Linked DNA regions of Homo sapiens: region 2 is linked to region 1. A link is a loop called in an ENCODE intact Hi-C map of the cell type or tissue named here. Cell type or tissue: chondrocyte. All regions are shown on one strand. Region 1 has its middle 39 kb from the start of UACA. Region 2 overlaps UACA (uveal autoantigen with coiled-coil domains and ankyrin repeats).

The links. Hi-C counts contacts between places; a loop is a spot of excess contacts. Peaks named below come from ENCODE experiments on the same cell type or tissue, not always from the same donor. Only the 100,000 strongest peaks of a DNase experiment are listed, where the experiment ranks them.
Region 2: it touches region 1 in a loop (2.4-fold over the local background); 2 of 110 quality-filtered maps call a loop at or near these places.

What each region holds. Positions count from the first base shown.
Region 1 is chr15:70,799,949-70,804,948 of GRCh38, forward strand. No RefSeq gene overlaps it. Among named protein-coding and RNA genes, the nearest start is that of UACA, 39 kb to the left of the region's middle. In chondrocyte, no CTCF peak of the experiment used is centred here; no DNase peak of the experiment used is centred here.
Region 2 is chr15:70,699,575-70,704,574 of GRCh38, forward strand. UACA (uveal autoantigen with coiled-coil domains and ankyrin repeats) reads right to left here. Exons shown (of 19, transcript NM_018003.4): 2 at 1-86. Among named protein-coding and RNA genes, the nearest start is that of UACA, 61 kb to the right of the region's middle. In chondrocyte, no CTCF peak of the experiment used is centred here; no DNase peak of the experiment used is centred here.

The DNA.
Region 1 (5,000 bases):
CCCATTGAAGAAGTCAACTCGCCTGTCTGGGCCTCAGTTTCCCCGTCAGTTAAAACATGCCCTGCCCACCTCAGTTTTGGGAATAATCTGATGAGAGAAAGGATGTGAATATTTCTTGAAAAAAAAATAGCTAAAGAGCTATATAAATGGAAGGCATGATTGTTTGTTTTCCTAAGTGAAGCTGTCTCTTTGCCATCACTGCTGGAGAGGCTGTTTGGATTGTAAGTATTTGGCCTCTGAACTTTCATTCTGGACTGGAGCAGCTGTGGGTGGCAGGAATGCAGAGAGGGAGGAAATATCAGAGTTAGCAAGCCTGGGCCTCAGTCTCAGAGTTGGCCAAGTTTCTAGGGGAAAAAAATAATCTCAAGTAGCTCTTTGTGGTCATGAAGGATACACTTATGCAATTGTTTTCAATATTTTAAGAGTCTGAAGAAAAGCTTTAAGGAACACTTATCCCAATGGAAAGCAATAGAGTTCCTCATTCAACCTAGACCGAACAAATCTGCATAAAATGGCGAATAGAAGAAATTATCTAAATAATTCAGCACTCCCCTTTTTTCTGGCACACACACATACATAAACACGAGGATTATTTCACCCACAGTGATTCCACTAGGGCATTTGCTGTGTTCTTCTTCCCCCTTTCCAACAAGTTAGAGCTTTTCCATTCTTCAAAGTTCTTCCCAATTGCTTTGTCTTTTTATACTCAGTGCCAAGCACAGTATAGTAAGCACTCAGGAAGTTTCTGATAAACAAAGTACCATCCTGTCTGGGGTGTATCTGACCATAATGGCTCCCAGCAAATCATGCCTCTCTCAATCCATGTGCTTATGGAGTCCCTTTCACACTGACTCTGGGCTCCAGCACATAACTTGCTTTGGCCAATTGGACCTTAGCAAACACATTTTTTTTTTTTTTTTGAGACAGAGTTTCACTCTTGCTGCCCAGGCTGGATTGCGATGGCACGATCTCGGCTCACTGCAACCTCTGCCTCCCAGGTTCAAGCGATTCTCCTGCCTCAGCCTCCCTAGTAGCTGGGGTTACAGGCATGTGCCACCACGCCCGGCTAATTTTGTATTTTTAGTAGAGATGGGGTTTCTCCGTGCTGGTCAGGTTGGTCTCGAACTCCCGACCTCAGGTGATCCGCCCGCCTCGGCCTCCCAAAGTGCTGGGATTACAGGCATGAGCCACCGCTCCCGGCCAACAAGCACATTATAAGCAGGGACTTGAAATGCACTTATACACTGAAACATAAATATCATGTGAAGAAGTCTAAGTGAGCCTGCTGCAGATACCTGGCCCAGTCAACAGCCAGCTCTAACGGCGAGTCATGTGAATGAGGCCATGTTAGAGCGTCCAGTCCTCATCAAACCACCAAATGATTGTAGCCAGACAAAGTCAGCAGAATTGCCCAGCTGAGCTCAGCCCAAATTGCTAACCTTTAGAATCATGAACAAGTAAAATTGTAGTCTTAAGCCACTGAATTTTTGTGTGTTATGGAGTAATAGATCACTGGGATGCCACTTCTTTTTAGAAAATTAATAGAAACCTTTAAGTCAGAAATGGTAAATATTGTTATAGCTCATCTATCGACTTTGGTAGTGTCTTTTTGGATGACTGCCATAAGAAGAATTTGACAGCTAAATTAATGGAAAAGAAAGGCAGCTGGGTGCAATGGCTCACTCCTGTAATCCTAGCATTTCGGGAGGCCAAGGTGGGTTGATCACCTGAGGTCAGGAGTTTGAGACCAGCCTGGCGAACATGGTGAAACCCCGTCTCTACTAAAAATACAAAAATTAGCTGGGCATGGTGGTGCACACCTGTAGTCCCAGCTACTCAGGAGGCTGAGGCAGGAGAATCACTTGAACCTGGGAGGCGGAGGTTGCAGTGAGCCGCGATCATGCCACTGCACTCCAGCCTGGGTGACAGAGTGAGGCTCCATCTCAAAAACAACAACAACAATAAACAAACAAAACAAATGGAATAGAAAGCCAAATTCATTAGTGGTGTGTGCAAAGAACATGGGCAGGAGTGGAGACAATATATATGCTAAATATTTGCCATTCTTGTTCCATATTATCAATCACAGGTCAATGAATTTAAAAAGCAGAACTATTTTTTTTTTTGAGATGGAGTTTCGCTCTTGTTGCCCAGGCTGGAGTGCAATAGCGCATTCTCAGCTCACTGCAACCTCTGCCTCCCAGGTTCAAGAGATTGTCCTGCCTCAGCCTCCTAAGTAGCTGGGATTACAGGCACCTGCCACCATGACTGGCTCATTTTTGTATTTTCAGTAGAGATGGGGTTTCACCACGTTGGCCAGGCTGGTCTCAAACTCCTGATCTCAGGTGATCCGCCCGCCTGAGCCTCCTAAAGTGCTGGGATTACAGGCATGAGTCACCACGCCCGGCCAAAAAAGCAGAATTATTAAAGTTGAATGTTAGTTGGGCCAAGACAACTGGTAAGGAATTTTTCCAATGAGTTAGGTCACATTTTCCAGAAACAGTGATAGTGAAGGCAGAACACCTTGAGTAGATGCAACCAGGCATTATTTATGTCACTGGAGAACACAATTATATACTGAAGAGGCTCACAATTTGGGACTATTTGGTCGACTAGCAGGTTACCTGGGGCAGTGTAAGAGTGCGTTTACCATGGCTCCATGGTGTCATCAGCCTCGTAGGTCCAGAAACTCAGTGCCGTTAGTGCATCCAGAGCTGATTGGACTCTTGGGAACAGACCTACAAGAACCATGTTCATGAGAGACTGACAGCAAAATGAAATGCAAAGATGTCCTGGGATACGACAATTCTTATCTGCTCCCCAGACTAAATTAGTCATCAGAAAGGCTTGGTCCTGTGAAAAGGATGGAATGAAAAGAAAGGAAGTGGGAAGACTCAGAGGGAATGTTTCACATGAGTCAAGAAGGCCGGATGGAGCATCTCTGCCCCACAACAGTGCTCTTTCCAGCAGTGGGAAAAGCCCTGACCTCAGGCCCAGCGCCTCTGTCCCTTGAGCATAACTAGAGGCACACTGACCACTTGCAGACATTGATTCCCCTTCTAACATCTCTGCAGACCTCATTTCTTCTGGGAGATCTGCTTCCTCCAACACATTAACATAATTGATTAGGCCATTGCTACTTTTCTTTTTTTTCTTTTTTTTTTTTTTTTTTTTGAGACGGAGTCTCGCTCTGTCGCCCAGGCTGGAGTGCAGTGGCACGATCTCGGCTCACTGCAACCTCCACCTCCCAGGTTCACGCCATTCTCTGGGCTCAGCCTCCCGAGTAGCTGAGACTACAGGTGCCCACCACCATGCCCAGCTAATTTTTTTGTATTTTTAGTAGAGACGAGGTTTCACCGTGTTAGCCAGGATGGTCTCGATCTCCTGACCTCGTGATCCGCCTGCCTTGGCCTCCCAAAGTGCTGGGATTACAGGTGTAAGCCACCGCGCCTGGCAGCCATTGCTACTTTTCTGTTCAGAAACACCTTCTGGGGATTACACCATAATTAGAATTTTGTTTTTCCAAATCCCTGATTATCCATTACCACTTTGATTTATTTTATTTATTTATTTATTGTTTTGAGATGAAGTCTCGCTCTTGTCCCCCAGGCTGGAGCGCAGTGGCACGATCTCGGCTCGCCGCAACCTCTGCCTCCTGGGTTCAAGCGATTCTCCTGCCTCAGCCTCCCGAGTAGCTGGCATTACAGTGCCTGCCACCACGGCCAGCTAATTTTTGTATTTTCAGTAGAGACGGGGTTTCACCATGTTGGCCAGGCTGGTCTCAAACTCCTGACCTCAGGTGATCCGCCCACTTCAGTTCCTCAAAGTGCTGAGACTATAGGCGTGAGCCACCGTGCCTGGCCTACCACTCTGATTTATAAGACATCTTACGCTTTTGAAGATTTCCATATAATGCAATGATTTTGTCCATCCATCCTTATATCTATTTTTTCTATTTCATCTGTTTATTCAATAAATTCCTAATGTACACTCAGTTGGTGCTGGAGGAGGTTAAGAGGAGTAAAGCATGGCTCTTGCCTCCAAGGAGCCTCAGAGGTGAGAAAAGAGATAGGAGTCTAGGTGAGAGACCAGCCCTAGACAAGAACAGGGAAGAAATGAGAACATTCTGCCTAAGGTGGAGCCGGTGTGGTAGGGAAGCAGTGGCAGGTATCAGAGAAGGAGAGACGCTAAAGACAGAAAATAGATTTAGTGGCTGCCTTGCGGGTGGGCAATGAGGGAGAAGGGACCAGGATGATAAAAATGAACATCAACTACTAAATATTTAGTGTCATCATCATCATTATTAACAGCCTGCATTTATTTATTTGTTTTGTATTTTTTTTTGAGACGGAGTCTTGCTCTGTTGCCCAGGCTAGAGTGCAGTGGCGCGATCTTGGCTCACTGCAACCTCCACCTCCTGGGTTCAAGCGATTCTCATGCCTCAGCCTCCCGAGTAGCTGAGATTACAGGCATCTGCCCCCATGCCCAGCTAATTTTTGTATTTTTAGTAGAGGTAGGGTTTTGCCTTGTTGGCCAGGCTGGTCTCAAACTCCTGACCTCAAGTGATCCACCTGCCTCGGCCCAAAGTGGTGGGATTACAGGCGTGAGCCACCGCACCCGGCCTAACAGCCTGGACTTATTAAACACTTCCATCATACCAGGTGTTGGGAACAGGCCCCCAAAACCTGGCCATAAACTGGCCCCAAAACTGGCCATAAGCAAAATCTCTGCAGCACCGTGACATGTTCATGATGGCCATAACACCCACACTGGAAGGTTGTGGGTTTACCGGAATGAGGGCAAGGAACACCTGGCCCACCCAGGGCGGAAAACCGCTTAAAGGTGTTCTTAAACCACAAACAATAGCCTGAGAGATCTGTGCCTTAAGGGCATGTTCCTGCTGCAGATAACTAGCCAGACCCACCCCTTTATTTCGGCCCATCCCTTCGTTTCCCATAAGGGATAATTTTAGTTAATCCCATTTCCCATAAGGGATACTT
Region 2 (5,000 bases), 100 kb before region 1:
GCAAGGATTGAGGTCACTTTTTCTACATCCCCCCTTTCTGCTGCTTTCATCAATCGGTCATCATATTTATTCCAATCTGCTGCATGCTACAAAAAGGAAAAAAAAAAGTAAATATGGCATACTACATTAGTTAAGATTTTTCTAAAGAAAGAAAAAAGAGAGAAAGGAAAGCAGTACTGCATAATACATCACTTATTTTCCAGTTGCATTCCAAATTTCCTTCTCCCTTCTGTGCTAACTTCATTAGGAGAGCAGAGTTATAAAATCTTCCCAAAACACATGATATACAAGAAACATTTAAAATTATACTTTTGAGGGAAAGCATGTTTCTTTTGTTCTCTGTCCAGTTCTCTTTGCCTTTGAGGCAAAAAAGGAAATCAATAACTACTGAACACCTACCCTGTACCAGGCACTAAAGTCCCAATCAACCCTAGTAAACTAAAATTATCATCTCCATTTAGCAGATAAGAAAAGCCAAGGCCCCAGAGACAGTAAATGTCTTAAGTGTTCAAAAGCCCAACCATGACTTCTATAGTTCCAAAATCAGTGTGCTTTTCCCATACCCTTTCAGATTTCAAATCACACTTTTAGATTTGGCTCTGGTTACATAGCTCCTAGGACTCTTAGATGCAGTGGAATTCTACATACATTTTAAGAAACTACCCCCCCCCAACACAGACATTTATTTAAAAAGTACTGTTGGAAATATATTTATGGAGGCAAATTGTATATATATATATATATACACACACACACACACACACACATTCTATACAGAAAGCAATTCATTATGTTTATATATTAGAATAAAATAAAACTTTTACATAGAAAAAACTAAAAATGACAGACTCTAAAGTATTAACTGCTTAACATCTAAAAATATTAAGATTACAAGTTACTTTCATTTTCTCCCTTTTTACATTCCACATGTATTGTTTTTATAAAAAATGTTTTTTATTTTAATAAAAATTCTGTGTATGTGTATTTAGATTAAAGGTGGGGGTTTTAAGAAGGATGTCTCATATAACATACATTTTAATCGTATCAAGGTTACCTCTAACTTTAGAGAAAATACATTCAAGGTATTCTGAAGCCAATAACCTAGATCTTTTCTCAATAAGCATAAATGTCAGAAGATAGAACTAAAATACATGTTACTTAAACAGGTGAGATTTTAGCCTTTTAAAATATTATACCAATTTACTAGTAAATTCTGTGCTAAATCCAGTATTATTTCTAGAACAAAAAAAGATCTGGATATTTTTCACTTAACTTACAAAATGAATCCTATGGCCACAAATACCCTAACAAATCTGAGAAAAAAACTGAATCACCTGTATATCCTCTACATGTTTGATCAATATAATTTTATATCTACTATTCCCTATAAACCAAAAAAGAAAAGTTAAAAAAAATCACCATCACTAACTTTCTTGTTAAACAAGTAATGTAAAATTAAATACTTGATGTAGAAAATGAATATGAAAACTGAATATGAAAAAAAGACAAATACATTAAAATTTTAACTCACTTCTGAAATTTAATATTTTAATGGAACCTGGTTCAAGTACCTACACAGATTTCAGAATTGTCTCTAAATTACTTAAATTTGGTGATGAACCTACTTCCTCCTAACTTCAAAAGTTTAAACTGCCAACTATGAGTACAGAATAACCCTACCTATGGGCTCCAAGTCTAAGCTACATTTTACGCATCACCTTTCTTAAGCTTTAAAACAAAAACAAAACAGTTTACTGACTCTAATTTGGGGAGTGGTCGTGGACATAAGCTTACAAGACATTGTGTTTTCAAATGCCTAAAGGATTAAATCATGTTTAACACACAAATGCTTGTTCTAGATTTGATTAGTCTATCCTTACAATTAAAACAATCTCCAGTTTATTTCCAAGTAAACTTGCTGGTGGAAAAAAGAGCCATTTAAATCACCACAAAGTTGTAAAAATCCAAAAATAAGGCTTTCTTTAAAGATAATTAAATGTGATTAAAGTCTCACATTATCATATGATTTTCAGTTCTACACCAAGCACCATTTTCAGCTCTGATTCACTGTCAGTTAACAGTAACACTGTACAATTATTAAGATTTTATCATGTGCTTTTTAAACCCAGAGAAAGAAAGAACTTTTGTTTACTATTACTAACCCCAATCTGCTAATCAACTTAATCAAGAAGAAAACAATAAAGCAAACCAAATTAATAAAACAGTAGTGCATTTTAAAAGAACACAGTTCAGAAAGTCTAACCAAGAATCTTTTGTTACACTAGACTACTGGGATACCTACTCTGTTCTTAGGAGTACAAGAAAACCAACAGTTCATCATAGACAGGATTTAGTTTCTTGTTGCTAATGGCAAACTACTTTGCATTAAGTTACAAATCTCTGTAAGCTCACAAAGCAAACTCTCAGACAAACTCCTGACAAGTGACTCAGTCCCTCACATGCTGTGCTACACTTAGCTTGGATCTCTAACGATATTTTCTTCGTCTTCAGGATCCTTCTCCGCCTTCATAACGCTCGAATATTATCTTCCTTGCAATGCAGAACTTGATTAAGAGCAGCCCCAAGTCAGGTACAGTAACTCTATCTATTTCTTATTCTTTGGAAGCTAGCTATCTTTCAAAGTTGTCCCTTTGAGGGACCCCACTGGAAAACTTGAACAGCACTCTGCATCCTGCTGCCTCAACACTGCAACACAGACGCTGCAGTGCATGATAAAACTGTCCACATCCGAATTGTCCGGTAAACAGCGTGGAGCCTGTCTCCCATTGGTTGAGTTCTACTTTAGATTCCATAGGACTTGACAGCTGAATGATAGAAAGGAGCAGCTAAGAATATATTGTAAATGCATGCTTTTCCTCTGAGTAATAAATTTCAGGTCTACTGGGGAAAATGACTCAAACATATTGTAAAACATGCTTATTATATAAAAACCAATTGTGTGACATAATGACAACATTTTAAGAGACAAATTTGGTTATTCCACAGAACAATATTTAAAACCAGTTTCAGTCTTAGGATCATCTAACATGAAGTTATAATAGCCCTGACAAACAGAATATAAAATTCTATTTTAAGCAAACGTGTCACATTTTAATTTAAGGAAACGCACACACAGTAACACTTTCAAATTTTCTCCATTTTATTTTGTACCCCTATCAGTCTCTCTGCATACAACCAGGTTTCAGCTTACAACTGCTGCCAGTCTGTCTCCTAGCATGTTAAATGAGAAGAGCCAGAGGCACTGCCAAAACATTAAATAGAATACATAGTGATGCATACTTTTCAACAAATTTTAAATTTAACTCTGTACTTTTAGTTTCCAAGTTTAGCACCCTGCCTAATATAACAAGTAAATATTTTATCAGTGAAAAGTCAAATTACCTGGATTCACTGGATGAAAAAAAAAACTGGTTAAACACTAAAGGAGGCAAATACACATTAGACAACGAGCTAGACTATTAAAAAAATCTCCATTTGGGGACAAAGCAGATAACTTCTCTGCATTCTCTACGATAGCATACTTGTATCAACATTTCTTACATTACCAAGGCCGGTGCAAATTCAGGGTGGTTTTTTTGTGGTGGCTGTTGTTGTTGTTTTTTAACCATGTTCTCATTACCACAATAGCATGAGAATAATTTACACTTCCTCTAAAAAGACACATTTGTGAAAATTGTTTCATGGGAATGCAAAACATTCCAACACAAGTGTTTACAGGAAGGAAGTAGCTGCTATATTATAGATCATGCTGCCAGTTAAAAATTCTGCTATGTACTTCCACAAGAAATCTGTTTCCTACTAAATTTACAACATTAGGCCCATATTCTAATTATAAAATATATAAGGGTCATATACCATATCTCATTTTTGAAACAATGATTGTTTTTTCCCCCAAACCACGAGATATCACAATGGATTCATTTGGCTAAACCCAGAGACTCCGCCCAGTCTGTGTCACCATTCTTTGAGGAAATCTTTGTTAGAACTCAGACCTTGTCCTTTGGGTAACAAAGCAAGCACATTCTTTCTAGAAATAGGACAGCAAAGGCGAAGGAAGAGGGAAAACAGTAACAAATAACTAAAGCCATATAAGGAGCGGCCCATGTTCAGGAGATAGGATTGTGTGTCCTAGTATTATGGATGTCCTGAGCTGCCTGCCACCTCCCCAGCCTCTGTGGCTTAATCTTCTGTGCCTGCTTTCACACCTTCCTTCATAGCTATTTCCCAAGAGCCCTACGCAAATTCCCACCTTTGCTGTCCCCTGTACCTATAAGGTTCTTCCCTCCCCTACTTTCAGGTTCTTCTCCAATGTCACTTCCTCAGAGAGGGCTTCTCAGACCTCTACATCTAAACGGCCCCGTGTCCCACTCTACCCCACCACTCTTTATCCTTGCACCGTTTTACTTTTCTGCAGGGAGCTCATCAGTATCTGCCATTACATCAGATGTTTATCTGTTTATTAGCTTACTGCCTGTCTCCTCAGCTCCCCTCTAATTTGACTATATCTAAGGTTTCTTCTGTGTCTGGTTTGAAACTATAAAACTAATTTTTCAATAAGTAACTTGGTAGTCAGTCACTAGATTCTCACCCATCTTAAGAACCAGAATCCACATCTGCTTCATGAATCCTCTTTCCTCTTGGACTAAATTGTTAAATAGGCTAGATCTGTAACACACATTTACCAGCAACATTGTTCCCCAGTAAACTATCCACATTCAGATAACAAGTATCTATTGACCTGAGATGAGGGCAGTTAGCCCATGAGTGGTTCAGCTGATTGCAACTGAGCAAACAGATCCTACTGCTCATGGTCGATAAAAGATCCTTCTTCACACATACTCCTGCACATCCCACACCGCAAGTCTTTCTTTACCAGCCTACAAATCCACTGGACTCCTCAAAAAGCACTTTAGTTAAAACACATGTTCTTCAGAATTTTGCCTGACTCAAAAGTCTACCTGCTGTATGTATACTAGTAG